Regions from separate parts of the Homo sapiens genome. Here region 2 is linked to region 1. Evidence: chromatin contacts called from ENCODE Hi-C data. All regions are on one chromosome and are shown on one strand. Each heading gives the region's core, a stretch centred on a gene start or an enhancer-like site at or near the end of the contact. The rest is flanking DNA. Distances are from core to core; before and after follow the strand shown.

Region 1 (6,136 bases), core at 281-2,780:
TGCTTCCAGTAGGAAATGGGTTTTGCCATGACTTTTGCTGTGTCAATTGGGATCTGTATTTTTGTCAATAAAAGTATTATATAATAGTAATTTTCATTTTGTGTAAGAAGTTTTTAATGTTCATGCTGAAGTAAAGTGTTCTCTTGATTGGGGACCTCTATACATATGATACCGGTATAAAAGTCAGTAGGAAAATATATTACTTTTCTTTGGAAGGAGACTGAGCATGTGAGGGTTTTATATAATACTCTCATTTCCAGGTGGAAATTAACAGGCTAGCAGAGCTGCCTGTTAATTTCTGCTGTCAGACATGTCAGTAGCCTGTGTGAGTGTGCATGTTTTGTATCTTCGTAGAGGCTACTTAGGACTCTCAGGAATCTTTATCTTGCTGATTTGCTGCTTTTCAAGTTGGTCAGACTCTTGCTGCAGCATTTTTGTCAAAGGGCACCCTTTGTGCACTGCAGTGCTGGACTGTGGAGTGACCATAGCACTGTGGTCAGCACCAGGAACCCAACATCCTGGGCGTGTCCTGTGGTACATCTTCCTCTTCATCTTGATTCCCACCACGTAAAAATGTGCACTGCTGCTCTCCTCCCCACACTGGCCTGGTCCTTCATTCTAACTTTTAAACATCTGTTTTAACTCTTTAAATAACTGTTGAGCCATGATCATTTTTTTCTGAGAAAGGATTTGACATTGGTTACCCAAGTTTCATATAGCGAGCCAGATTCGTAAATGCTAAGGATTTTTTTTAAAAGTGGAAATCCAAGGGACAGGTTGAGTATCCCAATCAGAAAATCTGAAATCCAAAATGCTTCCAAATCGAATATTTTCTGATCATCAACGTGATGCCACAAGTGGAAAATTCCACAGTTAAGTGCTCAACACAGCCTTTGTTTCATGTACACAATTATTTAAAATATTGTATAAAATTACCTTTAGGCTATGTGTATAAGGTGTATATGAAATAGATAAATTTCGTGTTTAGACTTGGGTCCCATCCCCAAGATATCTCATTATCTTTGCAAATATTCTGAAATCTGAAAAAATCTGAAATACGACTGGCTGCAGGCATTTCAAATAAAGGATGCTCAGCATATACTGACTTAAGTCCCTTCAAATCTAGTCCTAATCTGCCCTCAATTTAAGATCTGAATTTATCCTGCATTAAGTGACATATTGCCACCCTGGGTGACTACAGATTGAGTACTGATACAGCTTACCCTGTATTTTCCTCTGAAGAATAGGGTCCCTCAGGCAAACTGAGATAGTTAGCACACTTTCCTAAAGATCTGTGCTCCCACTGCCCTCTCTGTACCATTGCCAAAAATTTCCAGGAATTTTTCATATGTTTACTCAGGCATGAGAGAGGCTGCCATGTTTGGAGAAAGCAGCGCTGACCAGGCTGCCGGTGACATTGTCTCATGATGGCCTGGGGTTGTGGTTTACATGGAGGTCCAGACCCTGAGCTGAGGCTCTGTGTACACAGAAGAGCTGAGGGCTGGCTAGTGGGACAGGAAGGATGTGGTTGCTCATCTGCTATTAAAACTGCGTGGGAGCCAACACTCCTGTTAGGGCGTTTCTTTTTTTTTCTTGATACAAGGTCTTGCTCTGTTGCCCAGGCTGGAGTACAGTGGTGTGATCATAGCTCACTGCAGCCTCAAACTGCTGGGCTCAAGTGATCCTCCGACCTCAGCGTCCAGAGTAGCTAGGACTACAGGTGTGCACCACCATGCCCAGCTAATTTTTTTTTTTTTTTTGGTAGAGATTGGGGTCTCACTATGTTACCCAGGCTGGTCTCAAACTCCTGGCCTCAAGCCGTCCTCCCAGAGCATGAGCCAGTGCACCTGGCCTTGGGGCTTAATTTTTAAGAGAGAACTTAGATCACAATTATGGACTTGAAATTTACTGCTGTAAAAATAATTAACTTTAACAGAAAATTATTAGAATAGTAAAAAGCATTTCTCTGAAGTTAAAATTAATAATTCTGTATCACTTTAGAACCATTACTAAATTTAAAGAGGCCACCTGAAAATGAACTAGGTGCTTTTTTTTTTTTTTTAAAGGAATTAACAGCAGATAGCTTCAGTGTCTTAAGAAAATCTCCTCTGCCTTAAGAAAAGCTGAACACCAGTGTGTTCCTCCTTCTCTCCACGTCCTTTTTTTGTTTGGCTGGGTTTTGTTTTAATAAAACAATTCCACTGGCATTTCACAGAAACTGACTTTTGAGGGCCCATGCATCTATCTTATCTTGTTAGATTCCTCAATTCATTATTGAAATGAAGTCTTTCTATTTCTTGTCATAATCAATTCTGTCAAATGAGATCCAAAATGAACCCATTATGGTCTGAGTTCTGCACTGCAGCAGAGAAAAGTAGTTTTTAAAATTTCCTCAAATGACCAATTTAGTTGCTGAAATGCAAAGACATGAACTGGTTTTCCTTCCCTTTTTTTCGCCCTACAAAGAAAACTACGTAAGTTGATATTGAAGTCAGTACAAATTGCTGAGTACAAACTTTGAAAGAAAATTAGGCAAGTGGAGGATGATTCACAAGTAACTAATTGGCAAGTCCGTTAAACTCTTCACATGAGAGCTCCCTGTTGGGGAGAGTGGTGTGAGTGTGATTAATCATTCGAACACTCCTCCTTTCCTTAGCTCTGCCTGCTGCTTTCTCTTTGGCAACTGTATTTCTATTAAAAAAAGAAAAAAAAGAAAGAAAAAGTGTGTATTCAGAGTCACTTCAGTACTGCAGAGGTATACTCTTCTTCCCTCCTCAGTCGTATATTTCTTTCCCAGTGTCTGTACCTCTTAAAATTCTTCAGTAGGGTCAGGGACCCTGAGTTCCAGCTGAAAACAGGATCGTAAATCTGGGGCTGTATCCCAGTCTTTTGGCTACTTGGTTTGGAAGAAAGGAGGGTCGTTGTGACAGCTCTGGCTCCAGGGTCACCTCGCAGGCCCCTGTATACTGCAGGGATTCAGGCGGCAGGCGGGCAGGGGCCAGGACCTGGGGCTTCAGCTGCCTGGCACATTGTTACTGCCCAGACAGTTCAATCCTCATGCCCAGTTCAAGTAACAGGTATCATTTGGCACATGTGGCGCCAAATGACTAAAAGCAACCTTGTTTTCCTCTCCTGGAGCTTGCCAATGTGCCTTTGCTGAGTAGAGTCTCCCACCGGCCGCCTCTGTCACTCCTGGGTACTGGCTGCTGAAGACTGCGTATATCGGAAAAAAACCAACTCTCTTTCTGAGCTTATCAATGTGAGCTGCTTTTTGAATACTCTTTCCCAACTGACTTGGAAAGTAGGATCAGTGACCTAGGCTCTCATAGTGTTTTGGAGGACACTGGATAGCTGAAGGGGAACAGGCATTGCCTGCTGTGTTTATTTTTCCAAACTGCTTGCATTTTGGACAAGCGGCTCTAAATCAATGTGGTGGTTAGGGGCTCCATCGTCTGGTTTATCTCGTATTCAGACCTTTCCATTCAGCCAAGTGGGTAAATGGTCCCGACTTGTCTTGTTTGTGTGACCACCTTTTTGCTACACCTGAAAAAAGTAGGTATTGGTCTGTGGAGACCACTCTGATTAAAGCAGAGCATGGTTAAGTAGTAACCTATGCAGTTGACCCCTACTGGTGAATTTAAACTTCTTAAAAAGTTTTTAAGATAAATGAAAAGGATAATGAAATGAAAAATGAAAACATTCCTGCTTTCTCAGTAAACATTTGTATCTTTCCTCTGGTTTTGATTTCTGGAATATCTTTTAAAAATGACTTTTCCTTGTTGTTAAAGACAAATTCAAAGAACAATTCTAGAATATCCATTGTTAATAACAGTACCACAGTACCATGTAACATACATATGTAAACCTCTGTGTGTGTGTGTGTGTGTGTGTGTGTGCGTGCGCGCGTGTGTGCTCGCGCATGTGTGTAACCAGTGCTTCTAGATTCAGAACTTTTTCCAATTCATTAGGGCATTTTTAAATTGCATGATAGGTTTGTAATATGCTCAGGGTTGAATCAGTGTGTCATCAAGGTTCTGATCATTGTTTGGCCAGCATGATATCCATCGTCATACTTTAAAGGTGTGTTTCAGGATGAATGCTGCCTGGGAGGCCTGTTCTGTGACTATAGCCGCAGTCCTGTGTCTACCATTACCACTGCCCCCTTAAGCCCTGATCACCCTGAGGTCTGGGATTTCATGCATAATTATCCAGTCAAAGTATTTGTTTGTACCTACCACATGTCAGGCTCTGTGCTAGCCGTTTTAGGGAATGCAGAGAGAAGAAAGGGTGAAGCATCACTTTCTTTAAAAACTATTGCATACCAGATTCTGTATTAGATGCTAACGAGATTTACAGAAACCCAGCATCTTGATTTGTAATGTTCTTCATGAAAATCTGCACCCCTCTTTCCAGTCTCTTATACTCATTTGATCGTCTCTTATGTTTATACCCAGAGAGACTGGAAAGAGGGGTGCAGATTTTCATGAAGAACATTAAACAGCCCTGGGAAGTCAAACGGAGGCTTCAGTTACATTTAGTAGCTGCCAGAGAGGGTTGCCTCCCAGAAACCAAAAAGTTATGCAGGAGGGAGCTGATGCTGTTAAACCTAAATAGACCACACATTTGAAAGTGAGGCCTCTTGTTCACTGTGGAGGATAATACCAGGTTTGCTTTTCCCCTACTGTGACTCCTGAATTAGAATCCCTCATTATTGACATCTGATGCCCTTTCTTCTTTGTGTTTGTAACAGAGAATTCTAATTTTAAAATAATTAATTTTAAGAGCTAACATTTTAAACTTTTGATATTCTTATTTCAAGTTTAGAAATAAAATTCTAAAGTGTTAAGACCTTCAGTGTATACTAAACTTGAAGTGGGGCAGCAGGAATTCTGCCTTTATCTCTAGAATATCAAGTCTATCCTCTGAAACTTTCACTTGTAGATTTCTCACTTTTGACTTTAAACTGCCTGAGGGCAGGAGCAGTGTTTGTGTTTGCTGGCTGCCTGTCACCCGTTGAGCACAATGCTGGGCTCAGCAGGCACTTAAGAAATATTTGCAGTCAGGACAGTGGCCACACCTGTAATCCCAGCTACTCAGGTGGCCAGTGCAGGAGGATCTCTTGAGCCCAGGAGTTCGAGACCAGCCTGGGCAACACAGTGAGACACCATCTCTAAAAACATGAAAAATAAATAAGTAAATAAGAAATACTTGTGAAAGAGAGTGAGGGCTAATGGGGACTTTGAAGAGAAGTGAACTCTCTGGGCCCAAGCGGAAGGCAGGAGAGCCCATGAAATGTGAAGGTATTTGGATGGTGGCAGAATAGTGGGAGATAAAGATGTTAAAATAGCAAGAAACACAAAGACACCAGGGACACTGGGCCGATTCTGCTGCCAGCGAGCAGCCCTGTGGGTTTTGCTCAGGGGAATGGCAATGTCATGACATCTGTATTTTCTTTTCTTTTCTTTTTTCTTTTTCTTTCTTTCTTTTCTTTTCTTTTCTTTTTTTTTTTTTATAGACAGAGTTTCACTCTGTTGCCCAGGCTGGAGTACAGTGGCACAATCTTGGCTCACTGCAGCCTCCCAACTCCTGGGCTCAATCGATCCTGCCACTTCAGCCCCCTGAGTACCTGGGACTACAGGTATGTGCCACTATGCCCAGCTAAGTTTTGTAATTTTTGAAGACACAGGGTTTTGCCATGTTGCCCAGGCTGGTCTCGAACTCCTGGGCTCAAGCGATCCACCCACCTTAGCCTCCCAAAGTACTGGGATTACAGATGTGAGCCACTGCACCCACCCGAGGTCTGTATTTTCTAAAGATAACTGCATTGTAATTTATAGAATGCATAGAAGGGAGATAAGGAAATCAGGAGGCCATGAAATCCCAGTGAGCCAAGCCTCCGTCACCCACCATGTAAAGCACGGAGCAGCTTGAAAAGACATTGAGAGAAGTAAACCCACAGGTTCAGTGGCCAGTGGCAAAGGACAAGAGCCACAGAGGCACTGGGACCTGAAAGCTAAGAGAGCAGGGATGCGGGTCACAGAGGGAGGGATGTTTGGGGCTACAGGTGGATAGAAAGGAAGATGGAGTTGAGTTTTTGACCTGTTGACTTACCGTAGTGGTAGGATACCTGGTGAGG
Region 2 (6,145 bases), core at 2,698-5,197, 760 kb before region 1:
GCTCTAAGGCTGGGCCCTGAGGAATCTAAGTCACTCAGTGATAAGGTTTGGATCTGTGTCCCCACCCAAATGTCATGTGCAATTAGAGTCCCCAGTGTTGGAGGTGGAACCTGGTGGGAGGTGATTGCATCATGAGGGTTGATCCTTCATGAATGGTTTAGCACCATCCACTTGGTGCTATTCTCGTGATAGAGTTCTCACAAGATCTGGTTGTTTACAAATGTGTAGCATCTCCCTCCTTGCTCTCTCTTGCTCCCACTCTGGCAATGTGACATGCCTGCTCCCCCTTCACCTTCTGCCATGATCATAAGCTTCCTGAGCCCTCCCCAGAAGCCAAGCAGATGCCAGCATCATGCTTCCTGTGTAGCCTGTGCAACCATGGGCCAATTAAACCTCTTTTCTTTATAAATTACCCCCTCTCAGGTATTTCTTCATAGCAGTGAAAGAACAGGCTAATACCCATTAGGACCCACAAGCCGAACTCACTGGACACAGGGCATCCCAAGGTCGCTGGTCTTGGTTCATGTGTCTCTGCTCAGGCCATTGACAAGTGTGGAGAGGTTTTCAAAGAACTTCCGAGGAAGAAATGTTTATGCTCCTTTTTTTGTTTAAATTGAAATATAATTGATACATCATAATATGCACCCTGAGGATGGATAAAATTCAGTGGTTTTAGCATATTCACGAAATCGTGCAACTATCACCACTAACTAATTTCAGAACATTTCACCTCTCTCAAAAGAAACCTCATACCCTTGCTCCCTCCCTGTAGCCCCTGGCAACCATAAATGAATGTTTTCTTTTTCTCTCAATGAATTTGCCTATTCTGGATGTTTTATGTAAATGAAATCATATAATTTTTTTCTGTCTGGCTCCTTTTGCTTAGTATTATCTGTTCAAGGCTCATTCATCTTGTAGAATATTTTAATATTTCATTCTTTTTCACAGTAAAATAATATTCCATTATATGCATGTATTTTGTTTATCCATTCATTAGTTGATGGATACAGGGTTCGTTTTCACTTTTTGGCGATTATGCTGCCATGAACATTTGTGTCCAAGTATACATATGTTTTCAGTTCTCCTGGGTAGATACTTCGGTGTGAAATTGCTGGGACATTTGATAAATATATATTTAACTCTTTCAAGGCTGAGCACTGTGGCTCATGCCTGTAATCCCAGCATTTTGGGAGGCCGAGGCCGGGGGATCACTTGAGGCCAAGAGTTCAAGACCAGCCTGGCCAACATGGCAAAATCCTGTCTCTATTAAAAATACAAAAATCAGCCAGGCATGCCAGTAAACGCTTGTAGTCCCAGCTACTTGGGTGGCTGAGGCACGACAATCACCTGAACCCAGGAGGCGAAGGTTGCAGTGAGCTGAGATCATGCCACTGCACTCCAACCTGTCGCCTGGGTGACAGAGCAAGATGCTGTCTCAAACAAACAAACAACAAACAAAAAAAGAAAAAAAAGAAAAGAAAAAAAAAGAAAAAAGAAAAGAAAAAACCACTTAACTCTTTGAGAAACTGCCAGACTGTTTTTTCCAAGGCACTGCACCATTTTATATTCCCATCAGCAACATACAAGGGTTCTAATTTATCTGCATCCTCATCAAAACTTGTCATTGCTTGTCTTTTTTGAGTATCACTGTTCTAGTATGTGTGAAGTGGTGTCTCATTATGGTTTTAATTTGCATTTCCCTAATGACTAATGAGGCTGAACGTCTCTTTATGTGCTGTTGGCCATTTGTATATCTTCTTTGGAGAAATACCTATTCCATTTCTGTTTCATTAAAAATAATTTTTAATTAAAAAAATTTTAAATGTCTTATTTTTATTTACTTATTTACTTATTTTGAGACAGTGTCTTGCTCTGTCACCTATGCTGGAGTGTGGTGGCTCAAACCCATCTCACTGCAGCCTTGGCTTCCCCAGGCTTAGCCTCCTGAGTAGCTGGGACTACAGATATGTACCACCATGCCTGCCTAACTTTTTTGTAGAGACAGGGTTTCACTATGTCCCTCAGGCTGTTCTTGAACTCCTGGCTTCAAACAATCCTCCCATCTCAGCCTCCCAAAGTGCTGGGATTACAGGCATGAGCCACCACACCTGTTTTTTTTCATCTTTAAATTGTGCTATTTGTATTTTAATTGTTGAGTTTTGTAAATGTTTTTTATATATCCTGGATACCAGACTTTGATTAAATATATGATTTGTAAATATTTCCCCAAATTCTGTGAGTTGTCTGTTCATGCTCTTATTGGGGGTCAGAACATGGTACCCCAGATCATGACACCTTGGCATGCTGACTACTTTGAACTGAAGGATATTGGGAGAACTTGCCCCCAAAACAAAGTCTCTTTGACCTTCTCCCACCCTCTGTTCTCCCTCTCCCCTTTCTCTCCCAAGCTGAGTTATAGAAACTAGAATTTATCTGCCCAAAGCAAGCCATAAAACCTAGGAAGGTCATTCACTGACCTCCTACCTCCCCACCGTCCCCCCTGCACCCTGAAGATCCTTATGTGACCTGTGTTCTGCACATAATGGAAAAGGGGAATGTCTTATATTAATAGAAACACAGAAAGGAATGTGAACAAGCACGCCTTGCTAAGCTCCCACCACTACAAGTTTATTACCATTACATCACACCCCTTTCCTGTTTCTCTGCAACTGTTCACTTCTTCCATCAGACTCAGCACAAAAGCACAGTCTTCCCTGGGTCTTCAGGTCTTCACTTTGGAAGGCTCCCCTGTCACGTAAACCTTGGTTAAATAAATTTGTGATGCTTTTCTCTTGTTACTCTGTCTCTTGTTATAGGAGTATCTGCCATGACCCTTGTGATGGATGAGGAAAGGGTATTGGTTTTTTCCCCTACATTCTTTTGTTTTAGATGGAGTTTCGCTCTTGTTGCCCAGGCTGGAGTACAATGGCGCGATCTCGGCTCACTGCAACCTCCTCCTCCCGGGTTCAAGCGATTCTCCTACCTCAGCCTCCCAAGTAGCTGGGATTACACGCATGCACCACCACTCCCGGCTATTTTTTTTTTTTTTTGTATTTTTAGCAGAGAGGGGGTTTCTCCATGTTGGTCAGGCTGGTCTTGAACTCCCAACCTCAGGTGATCCGCCTGCCTCGGCCTCCCAAAGTTCTGGGATTACAGGCATGAGCCACCGAGCCTGGCCCTTCCCCTACACTCTTGAGAGAAATTTTGGAGGGGAAACCCTCTCTCCCTCTGGACATTGGTATAACTGAGGCCTGGAATGGCTGCAGACATCTTGCTCTAGGCCTTGAGGATGAGTCCAGAGAGTTGGAGGAACGTGGAGTTAAAACCACTGAATTGAGCCAATCCTCCAGAGAACATAGTGTCTTATCTCTAAACTCGCAGGCTCACAATCTAATGCATTTATGCATTGTTTAATTTTGGTGTTCAGTTACCTGCTGCTCAAAGTGTCCTAAATGTTCCAGTAACCAAACCCAGCCTGAGAGAGAGGAAGTCTTGACAATTTCCTTCTCAAATCAAACCATGGAGTTTGAGAATTAACCTTCAGCAATACCAACAGCAACATCTTGGACTTTATCCAAACATTAAAAGAGTTGTGAACAGTATCGCCTCAAAGACAGGGAAGCGGAGAGATAAAAACGACCTTCCAGAGGTAGTGGCTTATAGAAACTACTGTTGCTTTGTTAATTAAATGTTAGTTTAATAATCTTTTATATCTGCATTAATTTTTCTGAGATATCATCTATATTTTAATAGTCTTTGAGCAGATGAACAGGGGAAAGACTGAATAGATAATTTACCTCCCCAGTCAGGAAATCATTCTGATTAAATGGGTCCTGGAAAATCTCTACTTCCTCTCTTTTGGCACAGAGGAAGTGTTCAGCTGTTTTGTTTTCAAAAACCTCAAGGTATATCAGTTAACCAGCTGTCCTGGATGTGGTTTTGCTAGTTTGTGTATGGTTATTGAGTGATTTATCAACGGAAAAAGAAAGAATGAAAGAGAAAACACAAAAAGGCAAGGCATGGACAGACACGAACATAGCAAAGAGATCTACAGCCTCCATAGGTGAATTTCATTCTTGTTTAGAAAGTCTAGTGATGGTAGATGTCACTCAATGCCCACTTGATTTATTATTTTTTTCTTAAAAGAGAACTCCTTGCTTCAGGAATCAAAACACCAAACCAAAACTTTGTTCTGTGGCTCTCTCTCAGCCCATTTTCTCATAAAGATTTAGTAACAAGGATTAGGTATTGTGTTCCCAAAACCTTCCTCTTAGACAACATTGAGCCAGATTATCTAAATGCCTAACCTACCACCTGGGCAATAGAAAATCTGGGGGAAATGCATGAATCCTTAACGCAATGCACCACTCAATGAGTCTGACCCAGATGCTATAAAAAGCACATTTTCCTTGCAAAGTTAGTGGGTCACACATGAGTTGATCTGTGGATTGCACAGACCTTATATTTGATTTTGGGGGAGCTGATACCGGATTTTTCTGGTTAGTGCTGCTCTCAGCATTTTGCTAAGTAACACTGCACATTGGAGAGATGAGGAGCTTGCTCAGGGCCATGTAACGGGGGTCACCTCAGCAAACCAGCCAGAAACAGAGCGGGGACAGGGCAGAAGTGTTGGGCAGGACAGCTGTTTCAGGGCTCACTTAGCTCAATTCCCTGAGTTTACAACAGCCATCGCCATGTTTTGTAGAATGACCTCCCAGAACTTCCTGCTGTTTTTCTCTAGGCCTGAGCTTGGACAAGCCTTTAGTAAATGCTTGCTGTTGCATTTTATCAGCTCATGTCCTTTTAATTGAGTTACTAATTAATAAGAAAACATTTCTTACATCATCTACATATCTTCTGTGTGACTTTGTTCTGAGCTGTTGGAAATCCTTTTCTAGAGTGGCCTCCAACCACATTTGCTGAAACAGCTGCAACTAGCTGCATTATTCATTTCCCTCTCTTGCTTCATTCTTCTCCATGGCACTTACCACCACTTGATATATTATATATTAATCTGTTAATTGTTTATGTGCACACACGAATATATGCTGTAACAGTGAAGAAAATTGTTCATCTGCATGTTATTCCAAATGCCTAGAAAAGTGCCTTGCAAATAGTAGGTAGATAATAAAGTTTTTATGCAATTAATAATGTAATGAATTTTTATTAATTATATTATTTTAATGCATTTTGATTTGCTAATTCATGTGTTTAAAATACCATGCATACAGATTAAGAGCATGAGTTCTAGGCACAGACAGATTAATTAAATCCTCCTTCTTCCACTTATAAGCTGTGTGAACTTGGGCAATCCTATAACCTCTCTATGTCTAGGCTTTCTCATTAACGTAACAGGATAATAATGCTATAGCTCTCAATAAGTTTGTTTTGAGTATTAAATGGTATATTGTGTTAATATATAAAGCACTGAGAACAATACCTGCGACATGGCACATAAGCACAATGCCTGTGAAATCTCATGTGCTCAATAACTGTTAATAGTCATTACTCATTCATTCAACAAAAACGTATTGAATGTTTACTATAGGCAGATGTTAGAAATACAAGGTGAACAAAACCAAAAATAGACCTTTCCCCTATGGGGCTGTGGATGAGAAAGTTGTCAATCAAAGTGTTAAGAACTGTTGTGTCCCCCCAAATTCATATGTTGATGTCCTAACTCCAATGTGGCTATATTTGGAGATAGGGCCTCTAGGGAGGTCATTACGATTAAAGGAGTTTGGCCGGGCTCGGTGGCTCACGTCAGTAATCCCAGTACTTTGGGAGGCCGAGGCAAGAGGATCATCTGAGGTCAGGAGTTTGAGACCAGCCTGGCCAACATGGTGAAACTCTGTCTTTACTAAAAATACAAAAATTAGCTGGGCGTGGTGGCGGGCACCTGTAGTCCCAGCTACTCTGGAGGCTGAGACGAGAGAATCACTTGAACCAGGGAGGTGGAGGTTGCAGTGAGCTGAGATCGCACCACTGCACTCCAGCCTGGGCAATAGAGCAAAACTCTGTCTCAAAAAAAAAAAAAAAAAAAAGATTAAAGGAGGTCACAAGGGTGACCTAATCTAATCTAATGGGGCTGGTGACCTTATGAGAAGAGGAAGAAGCCGAATGCAGTGGCTCACGCCTGGTAATT

What was found. Hi-C counts contacts between places; a loop is a spot of excess contacts on that map. Pooled maps may share reads with other maps.
Region 2: a map with no recorded cell type shows a loop between it and region 1 (5-fold over the local background). The contact joins two enhancer-like sites. A Hi-C loop is called at or near these places in 7 of 37 single-sample maps with no recorded cell type and 5 of 50 pooled maps.

Annotation. Positions count from the first base shown.
Region 1 is chr10:22,601,770-22,607,905 of GRCh38, reverse strand. The region is part of intron 3 of PIP4K2A (phosphatidylinositol-5-phosphate 4-kinase type 2 alpha); the gene reads left to right. Among named protein-coding and RNA genes, the nearest start is that of PIP4K2A, 110 kb to the left of the region's middle. RefSeq lists an enhancer at 2,664-2,813. Within about 2 kb of position 1,530, at least 14 of the 41 ENCODE cell types and tissues checked have a DNase peak (open chromatin) inside an H3K27ac peak, as active enhancers do.
Region 2 is chr10:23,366,798-23,372,942 of GRCh38, reverse strand. No RefSeq gene overlaps it. Among named protein-coding and RNA genes, the nearest start is that of C10orf67, 25 kb to the right of the region's middle. Within about 2 kb of position 3,947, at least 4 of the 41 ENCODE cell types and tissues checked have a DNase peak (open chromatin) inside an H3K27ac peak, as active enhancers do.